Linked DNA regions of Mus musculus: region 2 is linked to region 1. A link is a loop called in an ENCODE intact Hi-C map of the cell type or tissue named here. Cell type or tissue: left cerebral cortex. All regions are shown on one strand.

Region 1 (8,000 bases):
GGCTGGGCCATGTCTCCGGCCACTGACACCATTCACCCATTGGCTCATGGCTGCCATCAGTGGTTCTCAGCAGAGGTCCTTGTTGGTAAGTATCCGCTAAGAAAGCCAGACACTGACGCTGAGTGAGTATGAAAGCCTTCCAGGCAAGTGCTAAGGGATGGCTGCAAGTGGGCACGCCTTTTTGGACCCTTCTGGGGATTGTGAAAATATTTTAAAAGTAGAATGAGCTGAGTGTTTGCAAAGCTCTGAAAAATTAAAGAAACAAAAACAAAACCCCATAGATTCTGTGCCTGAAGCAAGAGAAATCGTGCGCCTCAGCAAAGCGGCTCTGAATTCTCATCCCTCTGTTCATTTAACGTCTCCTTCCCTGGCTGGTACCCTGGGCTGGGCATTTTAAATGCCGATAAGAAAAAAAAAATGAGATATGTTTTAAAAATAGACTCTAATTTGATATTTGGAAAAAAAACTTTGCAGACAAGTGTGGGACAATGTTCAGGCTTAAAAACCCAATCTGTGGTCTCAGACACAGTAACCAAGACAGACAGAGAGACAACAGCAGGTGATACCATGACTGGCATGTGCCTGTCCCAGGGTGAAGTGGGGGTCCTGGAATCGTTAGGAGCTTCAAGCTGCTTGGGTGGTCAGACCCCTTAGGAAAACCAGGCCAAGGAACCCCTTTTAGAAAATCAGAAGTGCCCTAGCCCTGGCAGAGGAATGGGAGGTAGAAATGGGCTATCTGGGAACAGCCTAGGATCCAGAAATGGTGGCACACACTAGCATGCACCCCCCCCCACACACACACACACAGACACCTGTAATCCAGACAGGAGGATGGTGAATTCAAGGACAGTCTGGTCTACAGATAAAACCCTGTCTCAAATATTACTTGAATGTCTGAGCCTCCAACTGCCTTTTCCCGGGATCCCCAGCTGGACACCTGCAGCCTCTAACTTTCATGTCTCAGGCCCCTTTGTGCCTTTGCCGACAGTTCAGTGGCCTCTGGACAGGTTGTCTACGTCTACCCCTGTCCTGGGGATCAGTCTCACAGTTGCAGTCCAACTGAGATAGGAGCTCAGTCTTAAGCCCAGGCTAGCCTGAAACTCCCTAAGTAGCCCAGGCTGGCATCAAAGTTAGAGCCATCTTACTGCCTCCAATCCATGAGGGCCGAGATTACAGATGGGAGTTGTATGTCCAGCTTCCATTGCCCTTCTCAACATACACAGGAGGGTCCAAGGAGATTCACTGTGAGCCAGCACTGAGCACAGACCCAGCACATCACGGCATGAAGAGACAAGGGAGGGAAGGAGGAGGCAGGGGATGGAGATGAGGAGAGAGAGAGGATGGAGGGCAGAGGAAGGGAGGAGGGAGGGGGAAGATGGATGCAAGGAAGGTGTGTTGAGGTTTTGTCTTTTACTGTTTATTGTAATGTTAAGTGTTGGGCTTTAAGATTTGGAGTTTGCATGTAGCCTGAGGGACCCTGTCCCCAGTTAATTCTGATTGGTAAATAAAGATGCCAGCAGCCAATAGCTGGGGAGAAGAGATATGGGGAGTGCGTCTTAGATTCCAAGGACTTCAGAAGAAAAGGAGGAAGGGAGAGCAGCAATGGGCTAGAGAAGCAAGCAGAGCAGCCATGGTCTAAGGGCCAAGAGAACAGGGCTCAGAGGGCTGCCCGATTGAATTAAGAGCAGCCCAGATGGAACATAGCAAATAATAAGTGATAATTTGGGGTTACCGATGTGAAAGTAGATTCTAACAGCATGGAGAGCAGGCAGCTGCCCAACTGCTATGCTGCACAAGGCAGATTAAAATATAAAGGCTGTATGTGTCTTTCATCTGGGAACACAAATAATTAAGGTGGGAAGGAACCCCACACCAGGATTTATTAAGTTTTTTTTTTGTTTTGTTTTGTTTTTTTTACAACAGGAGAGAAGGAAGATGGAGGGAGAATGGATGGACAGAGGGAGGGAGGAGGGAGGGAGAAAGGGAAGATGAATTCATTGAAGGAGGGAGGGAGGGAGGGAGAGTGGAGGGAGGGAGGGAGGGAGAGTGGAGGGAGGGAGGGAGGGAGGATGGATAGACAGAGGGAAGGAAGGAGAATGGAAGAAGGGAGGAGAGATAGAGTGAAGGAGAATAGAGGGAGGGAGGATGAGTGGACAGAGGGAAGGAGGATGGATAGAGAGAGGAAGGGAGGATGGAGGGAGGGAGGATGGATAGACAGAGAGAGGAAGGGAGGATGGAAGGAGGGAGGATGATATAGATGCAGGCTTCGCATCTCCCCGTGTTGCTCTGCAGAAAAATGGCAGCACCCTTCATATTTATATATATTTTACTCAAACTCAGCCCCAATCTCACTGCCCCCCACCCCAAGTCCACTGAGTTACCGATGATAACGCCGACTTCACAGTTGGGATCATCATAAGCACAAGTCATCATGGTCCCCACAGTGTCGTTAACCAAAGCCAGGATGTCCACGTCCAGGTCCTGGTGAACAGAAGGCCTCAAGGGTATCAGTGGAGGGAAGTCATATTCTCTCTACCCCACCCCCAAACAGTGAACACGCTAAACACTGCCTGCAAGAAACAGATTTTGTGAAGGTTCAAAGCCCAGGGTAGGAGGGGAAGCTTGTGCTTCTGCGCTGAGGGAATGACTGCTGTGAAGGGGACTATACGGGCAGCCCTGGCATCTACCCCCGGGGGGGGGGGGAGATAATGGAAAACAGATCTGTCATGGAAATGATGGTTATTTCTAAGAGAAAACATGTCAGTCCTGGGTCACGGGGCCCTGCCAGGCAGCAAGCATGGCAAAACCCATCTCAACTAAAACCTGTCTCTTCTACGTGGGTTATTCTGTCCGGACGCTGCCATCACAGTTCCCTCAGACCTGAAGGACTGACTGCTTTAAGGTGAGAAGAAAGGATTGGAAGGTGACACATCAAAGTCTTCCTTTGGGGTTAGGGGATCATAGCTCCACGTGGTACACCAGCCCCTTTCCTAGAGGCTCATTCACCAGCTCGGCTAAGAACGGTAAGAATAGCTCCTCTTCCTATCATGCAACAAGCAGTTCAGCTTTTAAGGGGTTGAGATTTTCTCTCTCTCTTTCTCTCTTACTTTTGCTGCTATAAAAATGATTGTAAAATATTCTCAAAAAAGCAAGCGTAGAAAGCTAAGTAGAGAGCTATGAACAGTGTTCTTTGGTTCTTTGGGACCTGTGTGTTCGTTGGTTGGCTGGTTGGTTGGTTGGCTGGCTGGTAACTAGGACTTGTCCCCAAAGCATGTGCATGTGACTTCACCACTACACCCCAGCCTAAAGAGGAGGCAAGGCGGGGCTTAAACACAGCCACAGCTCAAGTCCAACCTTCCAACAAGGGCAGGTTGTGGTGCCTGGGGACCCAGGCATAAAAGGTTGCCTGCCTCTTGTGGTTCTCCAGAAGGCCAGCGCTCCTCTTCACTACAAAGGGGACCCCGCCAAGTTCTCCTTCCAGGGGGATGCACTACAAGGACCCCCCAAGCCCAAGGGTAGAGGACTAGGAGGCCTCACACCAAGGTGAACCCCTTACCTTGTGCTTCTTCATGGCAGTGGCCAGGCGGTTCACCACGTCTGTGTCCTGAACTCCCCGGGCCTTGAACTTCTTGGTCCACGAAAGCAGAACACCCTGTGAGGGTGCTTTTGGTCAGTGCCTGGAGGTGTTCAGGCTATGCCGCGGCAGGCAGACAGCCCTGGCTCTGAGCCCCACGGGCTCTCCTCTCTCTGTTCAATCACTCTGATTCTTTGGGGTTTGATTTTGTTTCTAATTGATACATAATAATTTAAGGGGTATGCTAGGCAGGTTCAGTGCATAATCCAATCAACCCGCACAAACACTACACACAGCTATGGGATTTTTTTTAAATGAGACTTATCTAGATTTCCAAAACAAGTTAAGACTCATGAGGCAGAGGCAGGTGGGTGTCTGTGAGCCAGCCTGGTCTACAGAGTGAATTCCAGGATAGCCAGGGCTACAACACAGAGAAACCCTGTCTTGAGAAAGCAAAACAAAACCAACAACAACAAAATGAGAGACGTGTAACTTGTTCCCTGTGCCTGAGTTATTTCACTGAGTTTAATATTCCCACACATTCCCACAAATGACAGAATGGCTTCCTTTTGATGGCTGAGTAATATTCCACTGTACAGAGGTGCCCTTTCTTAATCTGCTCATCCGCTGGGAGACATTTGGGTTGATTCCATCTTTTGCAAAGAAAAATTTTTTAATGTTGCCTTGGGTGAATAAATTAGGGACAGAAATACCTCCCCTTTCTTTACATATTTTATCTCAGTCACCAGAAGCACAAATGCTGAAGAGACAGAACTCTGACTCACAGCACACGGGAGCCAAGAGCTTTTGATTCGTATAATAGAACCCACACGCACACTTGCACACTCCCCCTGCCCCACCTCCAGCTGCACAGGGAACTGATGAGAGAATGACCCCTCTGTCCCCTCCGTTCACACCCTGGGGTAGGGTACTTCGGGGTGTATAGAATGCACAAGTTGTAGGTCCCCCAGAACTAGCTCGGTGCTACCTTATAGGGACTTCCTGGAGAACTTAATTTCAACTTGGATAAATGGTTCTCAGGTTGAATGAACGATCATTTCTTACAAATGGCATTTCTCGTCTGAATTCACAAGGAATTACAGGCTTTTGTTCCAGATGAGAAGAGAACGTGAAGATTAACAGACTTGCCCAAGTCCATCCACCCGGTCAGGAGCAGCTAAGTCCAAGCCCACAAACTCCCCAGACACCCCTCTTCTAGTCCCCTAAGTTATGAATGAAGGAACACACAGGAACATACTCCAGGAGCTCCAATCGGACACATCGCACAACTTAGACCCATGGTCAGAGCCACAGTTGGGTTTTGTGCCACACTGCCACCGTGAGGCCACTGCAGGTCACTTCTGCCTTCATAGGCTCAGGCAACAATCGACAGAGGAAATGAAATGGCCTTTAGGTGCCAGGAGGCAGAGGCAGGGGATATCTGTGACTCTGAGGCCAGCACTGCATCTCTGGGCAACCTTGAGATGTGCACTTAGGGCCCAGTAAGCCTTCATGAGAACCACCTAAAGTGCCCATCCATCCTTTCATGCTCTGTATGTTCCGTTAAGCACAGAAACCAAGGGCCCACATCACCCCGTTCTGTCTCACATTAGCAGAAAGCAGAAAGACCGACAGACCAGAATTTCATGCATGAATGCACCTGCTCCCGCCCCTCTCCCTCCCCCATCCCTTGCCTTACCTCCTCCAACTTATTCTGTCTGCAGGGAAAAGAAAAGGTGAAGCCCAGAGGCAGCTTCTTATGTGTCAGATTTTTGGTCTTCATGAAATCTGCCAGGCAGTCGGCTACGTAGTCAAAAAGCTGCCAGAGAGAACACAGGCACAAGGCTTAGGTGCCGCCTCTCGTGGCTGGTACCCAGGTCTTCCCCTCCTGCCAGTACCTCCGTGCCATTCCCACGGGTGATTTCATTGGGCATTGGGTAGAACTGGCTCTCCATCTGAACATTTTGCTGGCCCTCTTGGGAGACTTGCACCTTCAAGACCCGAAACTTGGATCCTCCGAGATCCAGGGAAAGGAATTCCCCGTTTTCTATGAGAAATGAAAATAGTCACCATTCTGTGGAGATTCTCCTAGGTATGGTAAAAAGCCTGACATACAGCAAGCGCTGTCCAAGGTCCCAACCCCCTGCGGATTAGTGTCACCAGCCCACTAGCCTGAGGGTTGGGGATATGGTCTTCAGTCTGCTCTACACAGGAGCTGGCAGAGCTGGGATGTGAGCCCAAGTCTGCCTGATTCTGCTCCACTCGGTCATGCTGGAGAGAATGAGCAAGCTCATTGGGAAAAGGCACATGTGACCCCATTTTGTGAGCAGGACGGGGCGGGGTGGGGCTGGGCTCTGAGAATGAGCCTTAAGAGCAGAGACTATACCCAGATGCTGTCTAGGAAGAAAGCTGTTGCACCAACCACTGGGAAAACTCACATAAGGGCATGAGAGAGAGGGGGGGGGAGAGAGAGGCGCAGCGAAGAGAAGCCAGCCTCCCACAAGCCCCAGTGGGCAGCAGGGACCACATGGTTGCTTAATTTAGGGGTAAGGGCGCACAGTCTCTCCACCAGGAGCAGATGGTCCTGCATCCAAAAGCCCAAGAAGGATGCTACAAAAAGAGACACAGAATGATGCATGTGTGGGGGAGGCACCACACGCCATGACACCTATGCAGGACCCTCACCAGTGCCTTTGGTGTCTGTCACATGTATGGGAAGTTCACCTCCTAACACTAGACGTGTTTATAAAGAACTATCTGTGCCTGCAGGGTGGTCTCATAGGCCAGGCATGAGAAATCCCATGCCTGCAAACCCCAGTAGCAGGGTCTGATGTCACACCATGGCAACCTCAGTCTCCTGTACATTGAGGGGCAGCTGGACAGTCTATTGCTGTTAGTGAGCCACGAGAGGTGATGCCCAAGAAACATCTCTAGCAGACAGCAAACGCGGAGGACACGGGGAGGAGGTTCCCAGGCCCAGTTCCCCCAAAGCTGAGCACACAGAGGTCCCTGCTGTAGGATTTCCATGAGATCTGTGTGCTTCCATCTCAGTCTTTACACAACAAACACACCCGGGCTATGCTCCGGAGTTTCTCTGTTCTGGCAATCCAAGAGTTAAAAGCTGATGCTTAGCTGGCCAGAACAGTGCTGTGCAAACTGTCACACACACACACACACACACACACACACACACACACACACACACACACACGTACCTCTCTGAGAACCTGGCAGCTGAGTCAGTGGAAAGGCCTGGAACTCTGCATTCCTGGACACGCCATCCCCCCCCCCCCCCCAGCTAAGGTGTCAATCATTTATAGACCCAGCCAGAATTTTGTTTCAGTGGAAGCAAGTAGAGATTATCTCCCTAGATTAGCACTGAACTGAGCCCGAGGGAGTGGCTTAAGGTTTATGACTGGGCCAAGGAATCCAGGCACAAAATCCTATGCACTTATCACACCCGTGCACAGCGACAAGCGCTCACCCTGGTTTTTCTGAGAAGTCTTGCAAACATTCACAGGAGCACCTTACTCCATAATCAGTGCCCAAATGCCAGGGTGTGAGCCCCCTGAGGAGGTGTGAGCTCCCTGAGGAGGTGGGAACCCCTGAAAAAGCTTATCAGAAGCATGGTGCTACATCAGACAAATGCTGTGCTTGGGAAGCTTGTGGGGTCGTGTGGGGGATGGGAGTGGGGTCGCACATGATAGGCCAGAGCTCTCCAGTTCCCCACAGAGGGAGTCAGAAGCCAGGTGGAGAGGAGAGTGTTTGCCAGTGGGGGATGGGATTGAGTCACAGAAGGTGAGGCTGAGCCATAGGGCTTAAGGAAGGCAAGGGCAAATCTGATGGAGAGTTTTGAAAAAGGTCTCCAGCCAGCGGGAGTTGCCCCCTCTGCGGGATTCTAGGTGGCAAACTGAGACCTGGTTAGAGTCAGTTCCTCCCTCTGTCTAGCGTCACATCCTTATCACTGTGCAAACACCTCCCTTGCCAGTGTGACTCAAGATGTCATTTCATGGAAACCATGTGGTCTGATCCCTCTCACGTGGTATGACTCTAATCTTGGAGAAATAACTTCCTGGACCCTGGGGGTGGGGGTGGGGGGAAGGCCCTGCCCAGGTAGGACAAGAGAACAGGGTAAGGAGAATCTTTCACAACAATTATTAAGAAAATGGAGGGGGGGGCAGAGGCTGCCGAGATGGCTCAGCAGGTAAGAGCACTGACTGCTCTTCCGCAGGTCCTGAGTTCAAATCTCAGCAATCACATGGTGGCTTACAACCATCTGTAATGAGATCTGATTCCCTCTTCTGGTGTGTCTGAGGATGGCTACAGTGTACTTACATATGATAAATAAATCTTAAAAAAAAAAAGACTCATTTGGAAAAATAAAAAGGCCTTCCTCTTCAGGGGCTACCGAAAGGGCTGTTGGTAA
Region 2 (8,000 bases), 140 kb before region 1:
CTTGACTGCATCTGGAATTAACTAAAATCCAAGCATTCAGGGCACACCTGTGTGGGATTTTTCTTGCCTGGATGATTTGAAGGGGCGGAGAAGAGTGCCCTAAATCTGGGCCAACCTTCTGGTGACAGCTCACAGAAAAGGACATACATGCAAGGAAGCTTTTGCTTTTTTGCCTGTTTCCTGCCCTCACTCCCATTGGCAAGCTCATCTACCCTGTTGCGGGGGCATCCCTTCTCACTGATACCCAAGATGACTACTTCGGGATTCCAATGCAGACAGAAGACGTCCAGCCTCATGGATTGAACAACTATAAGATTCTTGGCCTTTCTGTTGGGAGGCAGCCATTGTTGGACTAGCTGGAATGATGGATCTACTTTGAATATAGATTCATTCTGTCAGGTCCCTTCCTCTATAGAATGCTAACCAATGCACAGGGTTTCTGTTCAGATGTGGTCACTGTCCCTAAGACCCTAGCTTTGAGCGGGCTCAAGTACAGGGCTTATGATTCTGATAAAAACATTTCTCCCTGCCACAGAGCCCGGGCCTACCCTGCTCCTGTTCTGCCTCGTTCTGAATTTCCTTTTACCAAGCACAGCTGGCCAGTGCACACACTTATAGCACAAACATACACACACCTCAGAGGGCCAAAGGGAAGCAGGGAGAGTTTCACTCCTGCAGGCTGGCCCAGCTGAAGCCCTCCTCTGGCTCCCCAAAGTACTAGGGCTACTCACCGTCTCAGGCTCCTGTCTCCAAATGCCCCAGGCTACTATGCCTCCGTGAGGAACTGTGCCGACACCCTGTGACCCTCAACCAACTCCCCAGCCAAGAGAGGAAGCCACACTCACTGTGGATGGAGTTTGTAGAGCGTCCCGTCCACGCCCACGGTTACATTCAGGTGGTCTAGGCCTCTGTTCTCTCGGATCTTTTCCACCACGGCGGCCATGCCGGCACCACACAGCTGGGCCGCCCGCTTGGACACCACCCCACACACGGTCTTGACCAGGATACTGTCGTCGCACGTGCTGTTTAGACCCAGCTGCTGAAGGATGGCCCGCACCTGGAGCAGCGCTAATCGGTCACTGTGGAGCACAAAAGCCCAGTGAGCTGGATGGAGCAGGCCCATGGAACCCTTGGAACAAGGACCGGTCCAAAGCATTCTGCTTGTCTATGAATGGCATCCCAGGGGTTTATTCCCCTTCTAAATAGATTAAATTAAAAGAATACACACACACACACACATTTGTAGGTAGGTGTGTCTATGTATACGCCACAGGTACCCATAGAGGCCAGAGGAGGGTGTCAGATCCCCTGGATCTGGAGCTATATGAAGCTGTGACTTGCCTGATTGTGCGAGCTGACAATCACACTGTGAACTTCAGAAGGGGTGAGAGCCATCTCTCCTGTCTTCGGCTTCTAATTGTGTATGTCTGTGTGCATGAGTTACAGGTTCCTGCGGCAGCCAGAGGTGTCAGATCCCCTGGAGCTCGAGGTACAGGTGGCTGTGAGCAGCCTGAATGAAGTGCTAGGAACCAAACTCAGGCTCTCCGCAAGAGCTGTGAGTGCTCTTAACCAATGAGCAATAATCTCTCTGGCTCACCGATTCAAACCAGTGGCTCTTTTTCTTTTTCTTTTTTTAAGATTTATTTATTATTATACATAAGTACACTGCAGCTGTCTTCAGACACCCCAGAAGAGGGCGTCAGATCTCACTACAGATGGTTGTGAGCCACCATGTGGTTGCTGGGAATTGAACTCAGGACCTTTGGAAGAGCAGTCAGTGCTCTTACCCGCTGAGCCATCTCGCCAGCCCTAAACCAGTGATTCTTTTTTTTTTTTGTTTTGTTTTGTTTTTTTTTTTTTTTTTTGTGTGTGTGTGTGTGTGTGTGTGTGTATGTGTGTGTCTAAACCAGTGATTCTTAACCCCGTGGATTGTGACTCCTTGGAAGTCTAATGACCCTTCCATGGGTGTCACTTAAAACCATCAGTAAACACAGGTATTTACCCTATGATTCATAACAGTAGCAAAATTACAGTTTTGAGGGAGCAATGAAAATAATTTTATGGTTGGGGGGGTCACCACAACATGAGGGACTGTATTAAAGGGTTGCAGCATTAGGAAGACTGAAGACTGTTTTGGTTTTTGGTGGTGGTGGTGGTGTTTTTTATGACAGGGTTCCTCTGTGTAGCCCTGGCTGTCCTGGAACTTACTCTGTAGTCCAGGCTGGCCTGGATCTCATTGATCTGCCTGCTTCTGCCTCCAGAGTGCTGGGATTAGAGGCGTGTACCACATGCTAGACTACAGAAATTAAAGCTGAAAAATTTTAAAACTTTTCCTAATCCCAGTGACCCCAGGGAATGCCATTACATTCTTTTCTCCCCCTCTTCTTCCTCTTCTGTTGGAGAGAGAGGGCTGTCCAAGGTGACCTAGAGGCTCACCGGCTTCCCGCCTCACCTCGCCGCCCAGCTAGAAGAGATCACTTTGAAACTATAATTTCCTAAGGACAACAGCAGGGCTGGGAGGTGGCTCAGTGGGGACAGCACTGGTTATGAAAGTCCAATGAACTAAATCTGATGCCAGAAGCACCCCTACAGCAAGAGGAGAGGCTAGCCGAGGGATCGGCCTTCTCTCTTAGCCAGGAGAAAGGAAACCTCTGACTGACACATGTCACACACACACACACACACACACACACACACACACACACGAAGTAATTTTTTAATGCCCTTTGTCACCACACCTTGGCTTAATTTGCATTATTCTACGTCAGCCAAGATGACGTTTGTTCCCTTAAGGGTCATATGAGCGACCTAGTGTACCCCAGGACTTTCCCTTCTCCTAGTAAATTGAAAGAGCTGAGATAAGACTGGCTAGCCTTTCTCAAAGACTTGTGTGTGTGCAATTGTACACACACTGCATGTACGAAGTCACTACAAGATCTCAAATAGCCAAGGCTAGCCCCAAATTCACCACGTAGATGAGTTGGGCCTATAACTCCAGATCCTCTGGCCTGTAACCCTTACGTCAAGCTTTCATCATGCCCAAGAGGAGGAAATGGAAAACTTAGGCATTCTTGGAAGCACAGTCGAGGGTAGGGAGGCTCACGGGGTCGGAACTGTTGGGATCTGCGTCCCCAGCCCCCACCATGCTTCTGCCTCTTGTCACACGCAAAGCAAATGTTTTTCTCAGTGTACTATTTGTCGCCCCCCCCCCAATACCAATCTTTAAAAGGCCTTACAGAACCTATGGAGCTCTGGTTTGTTCTGTCTTTGCCATTAAGCTGTTAGAAACTGGCAGCTTACGTGAGGATGCTGGGGATGGCAAATGGGAGTGGCCGTTTGGGAAAACAATATGGTGGTTCCTCAGGAAACTGAAAAGGGAATTACCACAGGTCCCAGCCAGTCCACTTGTGAGTATATACATAAGAGACACGACAGCAGGGACCAAACAGATGTTTACTCCCCAACCCCCCCCCCCATGTTCAGAGAGTCATTTAAGGGAACCACCCAAGCTGCCAGACAGTAGCAGATGCGGGAAAACAAAACGTGATAGGTCCATCCAATGGAATATTACTCAGCCCTAAAAAGGGAGGACCCAAAGTGGATGAGCCTCAAAAATACTCTGCGAAGTGAAGTACTCTCGACACGAGTTTGGAGTTCGCCGAAAGCAAAATGGTGCTCAGAAACTCCTCCCCTCCCTGCTCACCTCTCGATCTGAGAGAGAAACTTGGTCTCGAAGATGCCTCGGGTCTTGAGTGGCTCAGAGATCTGTCCCCGGAAGAGGAAGCCTTTCTTGGTGAAGTCAATCAGGATGTTACGGACGATCTCACCCAGGTACATTCCACTGATCATCTTCTCAAACCTGAGTGGAGAGGAAGGGAGGGCACTGAGCAGAAGGACCACTCGCCCTGGGACCAACAGCCACTCCGGACCTATGACGGCCAGCCAAGGGTATGATCTCGGTCACATACCTGTCCTGTGCCTCCCCGAGCATGCTGACAGGGGCTAAGAAGCCCTCTACCCTCCCCACACTGATGCCCCCTGCAGTCACAGAAAGCCGTGCTAGGTGGCCTCGTTGGTTGTCTTTGCCTGGTCCATTCCACTCCGCTCTCAGCCATGAGCCACACCCCAGAGAGGGTCACCCCAGACTGTCACTCTTCCAGGCCCAGGCTCTCTCTCACCTCACCCTTCTACAGAGCACACACAAGGCTCCCTTCTCTCTCTCTCTCTCTTGCCACCACCACAGTGACTCCTGGTCCTGAGAAGACGGGGAACGAGTGCCTTGCCTAGACCCCAGCCCAGCACAGTACAACGCCCTCAGCAGTTCCAGACTAAGCAAAAAATATCTCAGTGGAGTCTTAAATGGACAGAGAGAAAGTTCTTTGGTTTTTGTATTCATATATTGATGGTTTTGGTTGGTTGGTTGGTTGGTTGGTTGGCTTTTGATGGTTTTGTGGTTAACAGCATGGGGCAAGTCTGGTGAGCCCCAACACTTTCAAGATTAAACTGAAGCCAATTTATTTTCCAAAGGACATAACTCAGATCATCTCGTCCAGGCTATGCCAATGAATAAGAACCGTACTGGAAGACTGGAACGGTCACCTCATTGCTAAGTGGCTACTGTTCTTTCAGAACCAACATGACCTGAGTTGCAAAACTTTGAGCAGCCACAAGGGGGCGCAGGATCTTGTAGTGAGAAGAGAGTCTACCTCACCCACTGAAGTCCTCAAAGGTAAGAGACCTTTGAGGCATGGCTAAACTCCTTCAGTCCCCAAAGGGCAAACTAGGCAGCATGTCCACTGTCACAGTCACTTCTAGGAATAATCCTACCCCATACCAGGAATCAAAAACCCACTTATAACAAAGGGATGGGCTTCCAAGCCCCTGTGCAGCCATAGAATCCAGCCAACCCACTCACGGGCACCCAACAGGCTGATTACCTTTGTTTCCCACTGTTTAGAGAATATTCGTCCACCACTTTGTCGAAGTCTGTTCTGATGTCGTCCAGACAGCCGTTGTCACCAAAGGCACCCCATTCCATATTGATGCACATCTGGCCCTGGTTCCCCTCCACCATCTCCACGTTTTTCATCTCCTCCATGTAGCAGGCATTGCTGCCAGTCCCTAAAACATGGGGACAGAAGGAAATGATGGGGCTGGCACCAGGGGCTTCACACCTGGGGTTCACACTGGGGGAGAGGCTTCGCACTCAGGAAGGGTCCTCACACCCTTCATATCTGGGGGGCTTCATACGGGGAGATGAACACATGGTGGGGTAGGGGGGCTTCACACCGGGAGCTCTGATGCGCAGGGCAAGGGTTGCTTACAATTTTTAAATTAGTTGTCATACACACACAGATTTGGATTAAGTATACCCCCTCTCTTCCAGTCCCTCCCCCATCCTCTATCACTTTTTCCCTCTCAACTCTCTGTGGTGCCATCTAAACACGCCCACTGAGCACAGCTGATGCTGCCTGCATGTGGGCTAGGACCCGGTACTGGAGCACAGGGAGGTTTTCTCAGGGTCCCCATCTCCAGAGAAAACTGAAACCCTGACTCTCGTCCCCCCAGCAGCCATCAGGTGCAGTGCCGGCCAATAGCTCCTCAGCTAGTGGTGGGATCGTGACCCTCCTGCCCCTCGACTATGCTGGGATCTTGTCTGCCTTGATCTTGCACAGGATCTGCCTGCAGTCAGAGCCTCCGATTTCATGTGTGCAACTGCCCTGTCATGTGTGCAAAGATCCTTTTTTTTTAGACTAGCCAACCACCTCTGGCTCTTATAACCATCTGCCCCGTCTTCCACAATGATCCTTGATCCTTGGCAAAAAGGGACTGAGTTACTTGCATTCTATCAACTGAACTACATCCCCAGCCCTCACCAGTGTGTATATGGGTGAGGTATACATACATACATACATACATACATACATACATACATACACATACATTATATATGTGTGCATATATGCATACATATATTTATGTTTGGTTTATGAGATAGGGCTTCTCTGTATAGCTTTAGCTGTCCTGGAATTCACTCTGTAGACCAGGCTGGCCGAAAATTCAGAGATCTACCTGCCTCTGCCTCCCGAGTGCTGGGATTAAAGGTGTGCACCACCATTACTCAATCTCTCTCTCTCTCTCTCTCTCTCTCTCTCTCTCTCTCTCTCTCTCTCTCTCTCTCTCTCCCTCCCTCCCTCTCTCCCTCCCTCCCTCCCTCCCCGACCTTTAAAATGTACATTTGGTGTTTGCGCTATGTCTGGGTAAGCAGGTTGGATTCACTGGAATTTGAGTTACAGACAGTTGTGAGCTGCCATGAGGTTGCTGGGAATTGAACTCTGGTCCTCTGGAAGAGCAGCCAACGCTCATAACCACTGAGCCATCTCTCCAGCCCTATAGAGTTTTGGTTGTTTTTTGTTGTTTTTGTTGATTGTTTTTGAGACAAGGTTTCTCTGTGTAGCCTTGGCTGTCCTGGAACTTGATTTGTAGACTAAGCTGGACTCAAACTCACAGAGATCCACCTGCTTCTGCCCCGCTCCCCCCCCACCCCCAGCCCCCAAATGCTGGGATTAAAGGCATGGACCACTACCGTCCAGCTGGGTGTATTTCTTGAAAACAAACAAAACATTTGGTTTTTCCATTGTATCTGGGTACTTACGTTTAAATGGCAAATCTGAGGTAAACGACAAAGAGGGGTGGGTTGGTTGATCTTTAAAACAAACCCTAGCCGGCTGGGTACTTACTATGTTGACTAGGTTGGCCTTGAACTTGCAGCAATCCTCAAGTGTCCACCATTTTGCCTAAAGCCTAACCTGTTGGCCTGTGCAGGGCTATATTTATGTTGCTATACGCTCTTACAACAGAGGAATGTATTGCTACACGCGTGCACGACAGTCTGTGGTACCAGCAAGGCAACGAGCCGCTGAGCAGAAAGGTGGGAAAGTCCCAGCACTTTGAAGCTTGCTGACTAGATGTAGTCACAAGAAGCAAATGAGCAGCGCTTGTGCTCGCACGTGTGCGCGCACACACACACACACACACACACACACACACACACACAGTAGCTAGGAGACTGTCTACTTTTGTCCTTCCACCATTCACTTCTTCTTCTTTCTTTTTTTTTTTTTTTTTTTTTTCGAGACAGGGTTTCTCTGTGTAGCCCTGGCTGTCCTGGAACTCACTTTGTAGACCAGGCTGGCCTCGAACTCAGAAATCCGCCTGCCTCTGCCTCTCAAGTGCTGGGATTAAAGGCGTGCACCACATCGCCTGGTTGCTCATTCACTTCTTGTGACTACATCTAGTCAGCAAGCTTGGAAGTGCTGGGACTTTCCCACCTTTCTGCTCAGGGGCTCCTTGCCTTGCTGAGCAAGCGGCTCCTTGCTGGTACCACAGACTGTTGTAGTCAGGGTTACCACTGCTGTGCTGAAACCACCAACACCAAAGCAACTTGGTGAAGAAAGGGTTTATTTGGCTTATGCTTCCCCATCGCTGTTCATCACTGAGGGAACTCGGGACAGTAACTCAGACAGGGCAGGAACCTGGAGGCAGGAGCTGATGCAGAGGCCATGGAGGGATGCTGCTTACTAGCTTGTTCCCCATGGTTTGCTCAGCCTGATTTCTTATAGAACCCAGGGCCACCAGCCCAGGGATGGCACCACTCACAACGGGCTGGGCCCTTCCTGCATCAATCACTGGTTAAGAAAATGCCCTAGAGGCCTGACTGCAGCCCATCTTACCAGAGGCATTTTCTCAGTTGAGGTTCCGTCCTCTGATGCCTCTAGCCTGTGTCAAATTGACATAAAACATAAAGCCAGACAATACACTGACACCATAGGAGATCTGCTGCTTCTAAGACAAGGAGAATTCCTCTGGGTGGCGTGTGGCTCCCAGGAAGCCTCTGGTTTCCATGTTTAACCTCCCTAGAGCATATCTTACACAGTATCCCCTAAGACTGGGAAGGAGCACCGGTTGGTGCTGTTTTAGCCCACAAGGGGCTGTGGACA

The links. Hi-C counts contacts between places; a loop is a spot of excess contacts. Peaks named below come from ENCODE experiments on the same cell type or tissue, not always from the same donor. Only the 100,000 strongest peaks of a DNase experiment are listed, where the experiment ranks them.
Region 2: a loop joins it to region 1, with 7 times the contacts of the local background. A loop is called at or near these places in 20 of 42 quality-filtered maps.

Annotation. Positions count from the first base shown.
Region 1 is chr10:62,406,234-62,414,233 of GRCm38, forward strand. Hkdc1 (hexokinase domain containing 1) reads right to left here. Exons shown (of 18, transcript NM_145419.1): 3 at 5,473-5,621; 4 at 5,274-5,393; 5 at 3,557-3,652; 6 at 2,382-2,481. Among named protein-coding and RNA genes, the nearest start is that of Hkdc1, 12 kb to the right of the region's middle. In left cerebral cortex, a CTCF peak has its summit at 4,929 (motif pointing left); DNase peaks (open chromatin) are centred at 4,345, 4,903, 5,470, 5,861 and 3 more places; H3K4me3 peaks cover 1,161 bases; H3K27ac peaks cover 1,724 bases.
Region 2 is chr10:62,270,744-62,278,743 of GRCm38, forward strand. Hk1 (hexokinase 1) reads right to left here. Exons shown (of 18, transcript NM_001146100.1): 15 at 4,938-5,121; 16 at 3,704-3,859; 17 at 846-1,079. Among named protein-coding and RNA genes, the nearest start is that of Tacr2, 22 kb to the left of the region's middle. In left cerebral cortex, a CTCF peak has its summit at 4,676 (motif pointing right); DNase peaks (open chromatin) are centred at 4,663 and 5,584.